Linked DNA regions of Homo sapiens: region 2 is linked to region 1. The links are chromatin loops, found by intact Hi-C in ENCODE. Cell type or tissue: mammary epithelial cell. All regions are shown on one strand. Region 1 has its middle 87 kb from the start of LINC02188. Region 2 holds the start of FOXC2-AS1 (FOXC2 antisense RNA 1).

Evidence for each region. Peaks named below come from ENCODE experiments on the same cell type or tissue, not always from the same donor. Only the 100,000 strongest peaks of a DNase experiment are listed, where the experiment ranks them.
Region 2: a loop joins it to region 1, with 9 times the contacts of the local background. A loop is called at or near these places in 2 of 110 quality-filtered maps.

The regions. Positions count from the first base shown.
Region 1 is chr16:86,807,024-86,812,023 of GRCh38, forward strand. No RefSeq gene overlaps it. Among named protein-coding and RNA genes, the nearest start is that of LINC02188, 87 kb to the left of the region's middle. In mammary epithelial cell, a CTCF peak has its summit at 2,819; a DNase peak (open chromatin) is centred at 2,818.
Region 2 is chr16:86,567,133-86,572,132 of GRCh38, forward strand. FOXC2 (forkhead box C2) reads left to right here. Exons shown (of 1, transcript NM_005251.3): 1 at 1-2,596. The coding sequence starts at 204. The coding sequence ends at 1,709. FOXC2-AS1 (FOXC2 antisense RNA 1) reads right to left here and starts at 629. Exons shown (of 2, transcript NR_125795.1): 1 at 485-629. RefSeq lists enhancers at 1-416, 417-1,000, 3,209-3,710. In mammary epithelial cell, no CTCF peak of the experiment used is centred here; a DNase peak (open chromatin) is centred at 269; H3K4me3 peaks cover 3,088 bases; H3K27ac peaks cover 821 bases.

The sequences.
Region 1 (5,000 bases):
GGGAGCGGCAACTCCTCTGCCCACGCCTCTGGAAACCCGATCGCTCCCTGTCTGTTAGGAAGAGGGACTCACTGGCAGGTGATTATTTTTGCTTTCCCACTTCATATCAAACATACCGAAGATTAGTCCCCTCAAAGGCCAGCTGTTGACAAGGAGGCTGGAAGGCAGCGGGAGGACGTTCCCGCTGCTCCTTCTGACCTCATTAGGTCGCTAAGCAGGGAGCCCCCCCACCCCAGACCCTGGAGGCGCACACAGCAGGAGCTGGGGGCCGGGCTCTGTGGAATGTCAGGAAAGCCCCTGAGGCTGATCTCTGGGCTTGATAAACTCAGGTCTCATTTCTTCCAACTCCATGCTCCGGGACACAGCTTCCCTGTTATGGGGCCTCCATAGCACCTGCCCCTCACCCTGGCTTCCTAACACCGCATCCTTGCAATCATTTTATTAATCATCCATTACGATTTGTGTAGCACCCATCTCTCCCGCACGACTGTGAGCCGCCTGGGGAGGAAGGTCCACATCTCTTTGGTCTTCTTAGACCCATTTCAGAGCCTAACATGTGACAGGGGATCAATCCATACTCATGGATTGGCTACTGACATTATCTGCGCAGAATGGAGTGGAAAAATCTGGGTTGATGAGCAAAAGGGTAAACACAAATACGAATCATCGCTGTCTTCCATCTTGAGCTACGAGATTTTTTAAAAACTTAAATGACAGGCATTTGCCAGTAATCTAAAACCACTGGTTCCAATCTGTGTCTACAGATGTCACTAGGGGAAGGGGACAACATTATTTTAAGGAAGTCTGATTTTGTGGGCCAGGTATTATATTTATTTAAAATTTTTATTATAAAAATTTCCAAACACTTAAAAGTAGGCAAATAGTCTAATGAGCTTTCATAAACCTACTAACTACATTCAAGTTTTCAATACTCTGCCATGCTTCCCTGATTTCACATCATTTCTTTCGTAAACAAATAATCATCATTTTTAAAAAACAGACATTTTCTTACCTAATAGCAAAAGCATCCCTAGAGAAAATACGGTCTTGTACATATGAATTGGACTATTATTTTTAACAGTATATGCTGTTCCCATTGCTGGTTTACTAAATTTAATTGAAGAGTGTTATGGAATTCACAGAAGGCGTTTTTGTCAGTGCATTTTCTCAATACACACATATTAAATCAGATCATCAGACCTTAAATCTTCAGGATTGCTATCTTGAAGAGTCCATGACATCTTTTTCTGATGTCATACTTGGAAAGGTTGGAAAACTGATTTAAAACTTCATTTCAGCCACAACTCGATTTCTCCCCCAGCCGATTCTTGATAGAAATTGCAAAGAGAACAAATTGGAGAGGCTGAGGATTCTTCTGCTTTGCCTGGTTTCTGTTGCTACCATCCCATCCAGGTGTTCCCAGGATCAACTGGCATCAGACAAGAGGTGGCTAGAGGGGGCTAGCCCACAGAGCATGGTTGGGGTGGGTGCAGCTTGGAAATGGCTTTAGTTTCTGAGTTGTCTGGAAGGATAGACTTAGAGGTTGAGTCCCTGGGACAGTTTGGGCCCCAGATAACTCAGCTTTCATCCTAATCTGCTATTTGCCAGCCACAGGCCATTGCTGGAATCAGTTAACCCCTCTGAACCTCAGAGTTGCCACCTGCAAAATGGGTATAAGAATCCCAACCTCACTACCTACTCTCCTACTCTCCTTAAAGACCCAGTTAAGACCATTTAGAACAGCGGTCCCCAACATTTCAGGTACCCAGTTTCGTGGAAGACAATTTTCCACAGGCCTGTTGGGAGGGATGGTTTTGGGATGACACTATTCCACCTCAGATCATCAGGCATTCGTTAGATTCTTGTAAGGAGCGTGCAGCCTGGATCCCTCACACGCACAGTTCACGGGACTGTTCCTCTCCTGTGAGAATCTAATGCCGCCACTGACCTGGCAGGAGGGAGAGCTCAGGCGGCCATGCTTGCTCACCCTCCGCTCACCTCCTGCTGCTCCGGTTACTAACAGGCCATGGACTGACACCAGTCTGCAGTCCAGGGGCCTGGGACCCCTGCTGTAGCAAGCCTTTTGCAAGCTGTTAAGTACTGTGCATGTTTTCCTGGGCACACAGGAGTTCTGCCTTTGCAGTGACCTCTGTGCAGGACCCCCATCCTCGGGGATCTTGGAGCTACAGCGAGTCCTGGCGCTCCTGCCACCCACTTGCACTTTGCTGCTCTCGTCAGTATCTTCATGGGAGCTGCCTCCTCACTGGGCCAGAGCACCTGGCTCTAAGGCAGAGGAATCCAATCCACCAGCAGCTTTTCCTAAAAGGCCAAACCACCTCGTGGGCCGATCGTTTTTCTCCGTAACATGGCCAAATGGCCACCAAATGGCCGGCCGGCTGGGGCCAAAAAGCCCCTTCCCAGCACACACCCCAAAGCTCCGCAGCTACAACCCTCACCTGGCAACAGCCTGCGGAAGGAGGTACAGGGCTGATCTGTGTCCTGTGGTCAAATGCATTGGTTCTCAGTCCTGACTTTGCTCTAGAATCCCTGGGGAGTTTCCCAGGCCTCATCCCAGAGAGGCTGGGTTGGAATCTCTGGCATGGGGGTCTGGGCAGTGGTATTTGCTGGAAGCTCCCCAGGGAATTCGGATGTGCAGCTGGGGCTGGGAACAAGCATCTTATCCATCGTTCAGGTCAGCCACAACTTGCTGGTTAAAGTCGGTGAGAAATGAATCAACCAAATTAGTCATTGGACAAACAAAATTTTAAAGAAGTTTATCTGGTGCCACACGGAGATTGAGCCACAGAGGGCAGACAAAACCTCTGTTGGCCTTCTCCCCTCCATGGAAAAGATCCTGGTGGAATAAGTCATGATGACAGCTCAGCCGGTTCTTGTACACGTGCAGCTTTACCTGGGGAAGCTGTTGCTGGCTAAAGACAGGGCAGGCTTTGTCCCTGGTCTATGCTAACTCTCAGGATGTGGACCATTTCTCTGATCATCCTGATGGGATGAACGTCATTCATTCATTCAGTCATGCCCTCAACTGTTTCTTGCATATCAGGAACTGTGCAAAGTCACAAGTATATATAGATTGCTAGGACCTGGTCATCATCTTCAAGTCGGAAATATTATGGGAACACAACAATAATTAGAGCTAGAATGTACTGTGTCTTCTTCTTTCTAAGCATTCTGTGAAGAACTTGCCAGAATTTACTGTGTCTCCTTCTTGCTAAGCATTCTGCGAAGAACTTGCTAGAATTTACTGTGTCTTCTTCTTGCTAAGCATTCTGCTAAGAACTTGACATGTATTCTCTCATTTGATCACTCCAGCAATTCTATTAAGTAGGATCATAGCATTGATTATGGTAATAATTCTTATAACCATTTCATGATTCTATGATCATTTTCTGTAGAAAAATCTGAGGCTCAAACATGTTAAGTAATTTGCACAGGGTCACATAGCAAATAGTGGCAGAGCTGGGATTCCCACCCAGCCCAACTCCAGCTGATGCTCCTCACCCAGCACATCACTGCCTCTCACAGTGGTATGACCCAAACACTGGTCCACTGGCATCAGGAAGCTGGGAATAAAAGAAGAGGCTTTACTCCTGGAAGCAGAAGACTTCCCTCCAAGGCTGCATGCTGCTATCGACTGGTTTTCAAGTTCTGTTTGTGCTGACTCCAGCAGAGATGGGAAGAAATAGTGGTGCACTGGGAAGTGTTTGATAGCCTGGCGCCCTGAAGAAAGCTCTGATTAGTTTAGTTTGCCGTTGTCCATTTGCCATATCATGATCATAGAATGTTTCATTATTCTATGACCATGAAATGGTTCTAATAACTATTATCATAATCAGCTCTATGATCCTACTTAATAGAATTACTGGAGTGACCAAATGTGTGAATACCCCCACCATGGTTGATTTCAAATGGCCAGTGTCACATCACTGAACTCAGAGATGGGGAGAGATGCACACGGTCTGCTCTCACAAGCTGGTGTGAGTAGGCTCCAGCACTCCAGGGCTCTTTCCATTCGCAGGTCTTTTGAGGACCATTAGAGATTATTGGCCCTTTTAAAATTGTGGCTCATCCAACAGTTTATTAGACTGAAATCCCCATAACAAAAGGGGCCGTGTCTATTCTTACCATTGCATCTGTCTACAGCTCCTGGCTTATGCCTGGTAAAAAGTTAGTCCTCAGTCAATATTTGTAGAGTTAATTCACTTCCAAGAGCAAGGGTCTTTTATTAGGGAAGCCCAAGATTTAGACACTTACACTATAATATTATTATCTCAATAGTTGTAGACAAATTAATGATGAAATTAAACAACCATCCATGATAAGAACAAACAAATGAGCAAACATAATATTTTTACAACTAGAAATGAAAGGGACAATTGTAAAACCGATAAAGAGTATCTTCCATAAACATCATATTTAATAGTGAAAATTTAGCAGGATTTCTGTTATATTCAGAAACAAACTCAGGGTGCCAACCATCTGCCGTTGCCCGCTTTTGATGTTTGACTAGCAATCTCCATCAATACACTACTGTGAGAACAAGGAAGAAAGGGGGAAGAACTAGAGAGAGAGAGACAAAGCTGTCATTATCAGTAGACAGCATAATTGTCTGCAATGAAAATCCAAGAGAATCTACAAACTAATAAAACAATAAGTAAATTCTGCAAAGCTTCTGAATCAAAAGTAAACATTAAAAATAAATTCATTTCCATCCACCAGTCATAACCACTTAAGAAGATGTAAGATCCCATTCACAGTACTAACAAAACTAAAGCTTAGTTATGAGTAATTTTCACAAAACTATGAAAGACAATTTTTGAGACAATTGTAAAACTGCATTGAAGGATGTGGAAGACCAAACTAGATGGAGATAGATGGGAAGACTCAATTTCACTGAGATGTCCTTTCTCTCTAAATCAATTTCTAAATTATATGCATTGGCAATAAAAATTCCAGCAAGATTTTTTTAATGGCACTTGACA
Region 2 (5,000 bases), 240 kb before region 1:
CTGAAAGCGCGCGCCCCTGCTCGGCCCGAGCGCCGCCGCCCGCGCACCCTCGCCCCGGAGGCTGCCAGGAGCCCGGGGCCGCCCCTCCCGCTCCCCTCCTCTCCCCCTCTGGCTCTCTCGCGCTCTCTCGCTCTCAGGGCCCCCCTCGCTCCCCCGGCCGCAGTCCGTGCGCGAGGGCGCCGGCGAGCCGTCTCGGAAGCAGCATGCAGGCGCGCTACTCCGTGTCCGACCCCAACGCCCTGGGAGTGGTGCCCTACCTGAGCGAGCAGAATTACTACCGGGCTGCGGGCAGCTACGGCGGCATGGCCAGCCCCATGGGCGTCTATTCCGGCCACCCGGAGCAGTACAGCGCGGGGATGGGCCGCTCCTACGCGCCCTACCACCACCACCAGCCCGCGGCGCCTAAGGACCTGGTGAAGCCGCCCTACAGCTACATCGCGCTCATCACCATGGCCATCCAGAACGCGCCCGAGAAGAAGATCACCTTGAACGGCATCTACCAGTTCATCATGGACCGCTTCCCCTTCTACCGGGAGAACAAGCAGGGCTGGCAGAACAGCATCCGCCACAACCTCTCGCTCAACGAGTGCTTCGTCAAGGTGCCCCGCGACGACAAGAAGCCCGGCAAGGGCAGTTACTGGACCCTGGACCCGGACTCCTACAACATGTTCGAGAACGGCAGCTTCCTGCGGCGCCGGCGGCGCTTCAAAAAGAAGGACGTGTCCAAGGAGAAGGAGGAGCGGGCCCACCTCAAGGAGCCGCCCCCGGCGGCGTCCAAGGGCGCCCCGGCCACCCCCCACCTAGCGGACGCCCCCAAGGAGGCCGAGAAGAAGGTGGTGATCAAGAGCGAGGCGGCGTCCCCGGCGCTGCCGGTCATCACCAAGGTGGAGACGCTGAGCCCCGAGAGCGCGCTGCAGGGCAGCCCGCGCAGCGCGGCCTCCACGCCCGCCGGCTCCCCCGACGGCTCGCTGCCGGAGCACCACGCCGCGGCGCCCAACGGGCTGCCTGGCTTCAGCGTGGAGAACATCATGACCCTGCGAACGTCGCCGCCGGGCGGAGAGCTGAGCCCGGGGGCCGGACGCGCGGGCCTGGTGGTGCCGCCGCTGGCGCTGCCCTACGCCGCCGCGCCGCCCGCCGCCTACGGCCAGCCGTGCGCTCAGGGCCTGGAGGCCGGGGCCGCCGGGGGCTACCAGTGCAGCATGCGAGCGATGAGCCTGTACACCGGGGCCGAGCGGCCGGCGCACATGTGCGTCCCGCCCGCCCTGGACGAGGCCCTCTCGGACCACCCGAGCGGCCCCACGTCGCCCCTGAGCGCTCTCAACCTCGCCGCCGGCCAGGAGGGCGCGCTCGCCGCCACGGGCCACCACCACCAGCACCACGGCCACCACCACCCGCAGGCGCCGCCGCCCCCGCCGGCTCCCCAGCCCCAGCCGACGCCGCAGCCCGGGGCCGCCGCGGCGCAGGCGGCCTCCTGGTATCTCAACCACAGCGGGGACCTGAACCACCTCCCCGGCCACACGTTCGCGGCCCAGCAGCAAACTTTCCCCAACGTGCGGGAGATGTTCAACTCCCACCGGCTGGGGATTGAGAACTCGACCCTCGGGGAGTCCCAGGTGAGTGGCAATGCCAGCTGCCAGCTGCCCTACAGATCCACGCCGCCTCTCTATCGCCACGCAGCCCCCTACTCCTACGACTGCACGAAATACTGACGTGTCCCGGGACCTCCCCTCCCCGGCCCGCTCCGGCTTCGCTTCCCAGCCCCGACCCAACCAGACAATTAAGGGGCTGCAGAGACGCAAAAAAGAAACAAAACATGTCCACCAACCTTTTCTCAGACCCGGGAGCAGAGAGCGGGCACGCTAGCCCCCAGCCGTCTGTGAAGAGCGCAGGTAACTTTAATTCGCCGCCCCGTTTCTGGGATCCCAGGAAACCCCTCCAAAGGGACGCAGCCCAACAAAATGAGTATTGATCTTAAAATCCCCCTCCCCTACCAGGACGGCTGTGCTGTGCTCGACCTGAGCTTTCAAAAGTTAAGTTATGGACCAAATCCCATAGCGAGCCCCTAGTGACTTTCTGTAGGGGTCCCCATAGGTGTATGGGGGTCTCTATAGATAATATATGTGCTGTGTGTAATTTTAAATTTCTCCAACCGTGCTGTACAAATGTGTGGATTTGTAATCAGGCTATTTTGTTGTTGTTGTTGTTGTTCAGAGCCATTAATATAATATTTAAAGTTGAGTTCACTGGATAAGTTTTTCATCTTGCCCAACCATTTCTAACTGCCAAATTGAATTCAAGAAACCGATGTGGGTTTTGTTTCCTGTACAATTATGAGATATAATTCTTTTTCCCATTGTAGGTCTTTTACAAAACAAGAAAATAATTTATTTTTTTGTTGGTGGATAAAGAAGTCAAGTATCTGATACTTTTTATTTACAAAGTGTGATGGTTTTGTATAGTAGGTTCCACCCTGAGTATTCCTAAAAGAAAAAAAAAAAAAAAGCTTAAAAACTCTAACTTCATCTGTGTTTGTCTTACGTGGTCTTAATCGTTGTACTTACCTTAAAATAAACCCATGTTGTTTTTTCTGCCCAAAGTTTGGACAGTGTGTTTGTGTTGTTGCATTTTTTACAAACGAGGTGTGTTTGCAAACCCACCTGCTTTGATTATTTTTGTTACACAGGTGGGTATATGTGTAGACACATAAAAACGACCAGAGAATAGGAGCACACACCTGCTGTCTTGTTTAGTGACAGAAAAAGGCTTTTGATTAATTTTAAAATCCCACTCTAGGATTTTTTCTTTTCGAGAAACCGCCCAGTTGGAGGGGGCTGCCTGAAGGACCGGACCATGAGTTTGCCGTGATGCATTTTCTTAAATGCACAAAAACATGCTAATTGTCAAAACAAACAGTGCCACTCCATCTCAGTGTCCAGCCGTCCCCAGTTTAGGAGGTGAAGGAAGGGAAGAATAAACATTTCCCGTTTGCTAACTGCAACCCAGGGTGAGTCCTGCTTTCCCCCGATTTTATAAAATTTGAGCCTCTTTGCCTGCTTTAATAGTTTTCCAGAGAATTTGAACTGGGCCAATGAAGGTCTGAAGGGGACGGATTTTCTAGCGTTTGATATCCATCCCCCTTAGCGGCCAGATCAGAGGGGAATTTCAGACTTTATTACTTCTCAATGTCATGTCTAAATCTACACCCTCATCGCAGTGAAAAATTTTAAAACCTCATTACCCTTCAAAAATAATTTATGATATTTTTAGAGTTCTAAATTCAAGTTTTTCAATATGTTAAATAATAGAGATTATTTTTTGTTTTCAATGTTAATATCTCGTCTTTTACATTTTTAATAGTAACATAGTTTTTGTGAAATGTAGCTGACGAAATGGCTTTATTATCTATTTCAATGGCTGAAGTCCACCACTCCCCTGCTGGCCTCTATGTGTGAATTTGGGGACCAAAGCTTCATCAATTCCCACCCCAGCAGGTGAGCTGTACCTTGCTAATGCTGAAGTTCTTTGTGAGCTTAACGTTTCAAGACCAGATGATTTTGCTAAAGGTGATTTTGCTTGATGCAGTGGCGCTGAACGTAACCCGGGTGTTTTTCTTGTTGTTTTCAACATGGCACTTTATCTCCACGCTATGTTGAAATAGAATTAGGGGAAGCTTAAAGCATAATAATTTTCCCCACATGTGCAACACAGACTCTTTCAATCTGTGGCCCCAGAGGTGGCACACAGTTAAGACTTGGCGGCTGTCTCATTCTTTTTCATAATGTGCGGGTTCCCGGGTGTCCGGGTGCTAGACTTTCAGCAGGCCCCAGGCCAGACGGGCTTTGGTTGAGTGAACAGGAGGAGGAAGTTAAGGAGGTAGGGGTGGGGAGAGACCCTCTCCAAGCTGCAGAAGAAGGTGGCCCAAGCTCCTTGCCTGCGTCTGCCGTGATGGTTTCATTTTACTTCTGCTCGCTTCATGCTATTTGCCCCAGGAGAAGAGGAGAGTATTCCAGACGGTAAGCGAGCTGGCTTTTTCCCTTCCCTAGACGTTTTAAAGAAATCTTTCTGAAAGCTTGCCCTCATCGTAAGCTTTGAAACCGTTGGTGTCCTGTTAGTGGCGAGGCCTGAGAGACACACGGAAAATAAAGGAGAGCGACGGTGTGGCTGAGAGCCCCCAGCTCTGCTGTTGAAACTAAGCTGGGCTTTTGCACCTTTAGGAAGCCTTTTTAAAGAAGTCCTGCTGTGTGGGGGCCGGAAGCCCAAGTGAGTGGCCCTTGTGGAGGTTATCGGGAGGGGTTTTTTCCACTCCTTGGGGAACGTGGGCAACGGGGGGATTGTATCTGAAGCTTTATTCAGGTCTTCGGCGGCAGCAGAGTGGAGAACCAGGCCCTTAGTGTGTAGCGGCCTGGGGATTTTGGGACTCATCTGAGGGCCCTGTCACTCAAGGTTTCCTCGTTTCAGTGGGGACAGGGATAGGTGCGGTAAGTGCTAGAAGGCCGGTGGCCCCTTGTGCTGTGAGCTGGCTCAGAGCTCTGTGCAGCCCCTGTCTTCTGCAACCCCTGCGTCCTGCAGTGCCTGTGTGGACCTCAGGCCTGGGGGCTTAATGGCCTCTGGGGCATCTGTTGCTCTCCCAGCAGAGTGGGAAGATTCCACAGCACGTGCTGTGAATAGCCAACGTTCTCACCAACAGTTTTGCATCTTGGCAGCCACCCTGCTCGTCTGCTGCCCAGTGTACAAAAAGTACGTGCCCGGGGCATTGGCTATTCTTGATTCACTCATCTACCACCTTTTCCTGTTGCCTTCTGGTCCTCAGGAGGTTCTGGGCCTTTCAAGGAAAGGTGGAAGGAGGTTGAGGATGGTAGGGTCAGAGTGTCTGCCACAGGCTGCAGGGACTCTGGGCTGGGGCGGCTCTGCAGACCACGCAAATGCAGTTTGCACGAAGTCTGTCTGATAACCCTGTGCCTTCCTGACCCAGTAAGAAGATATCGCAGGGCTAATCACAA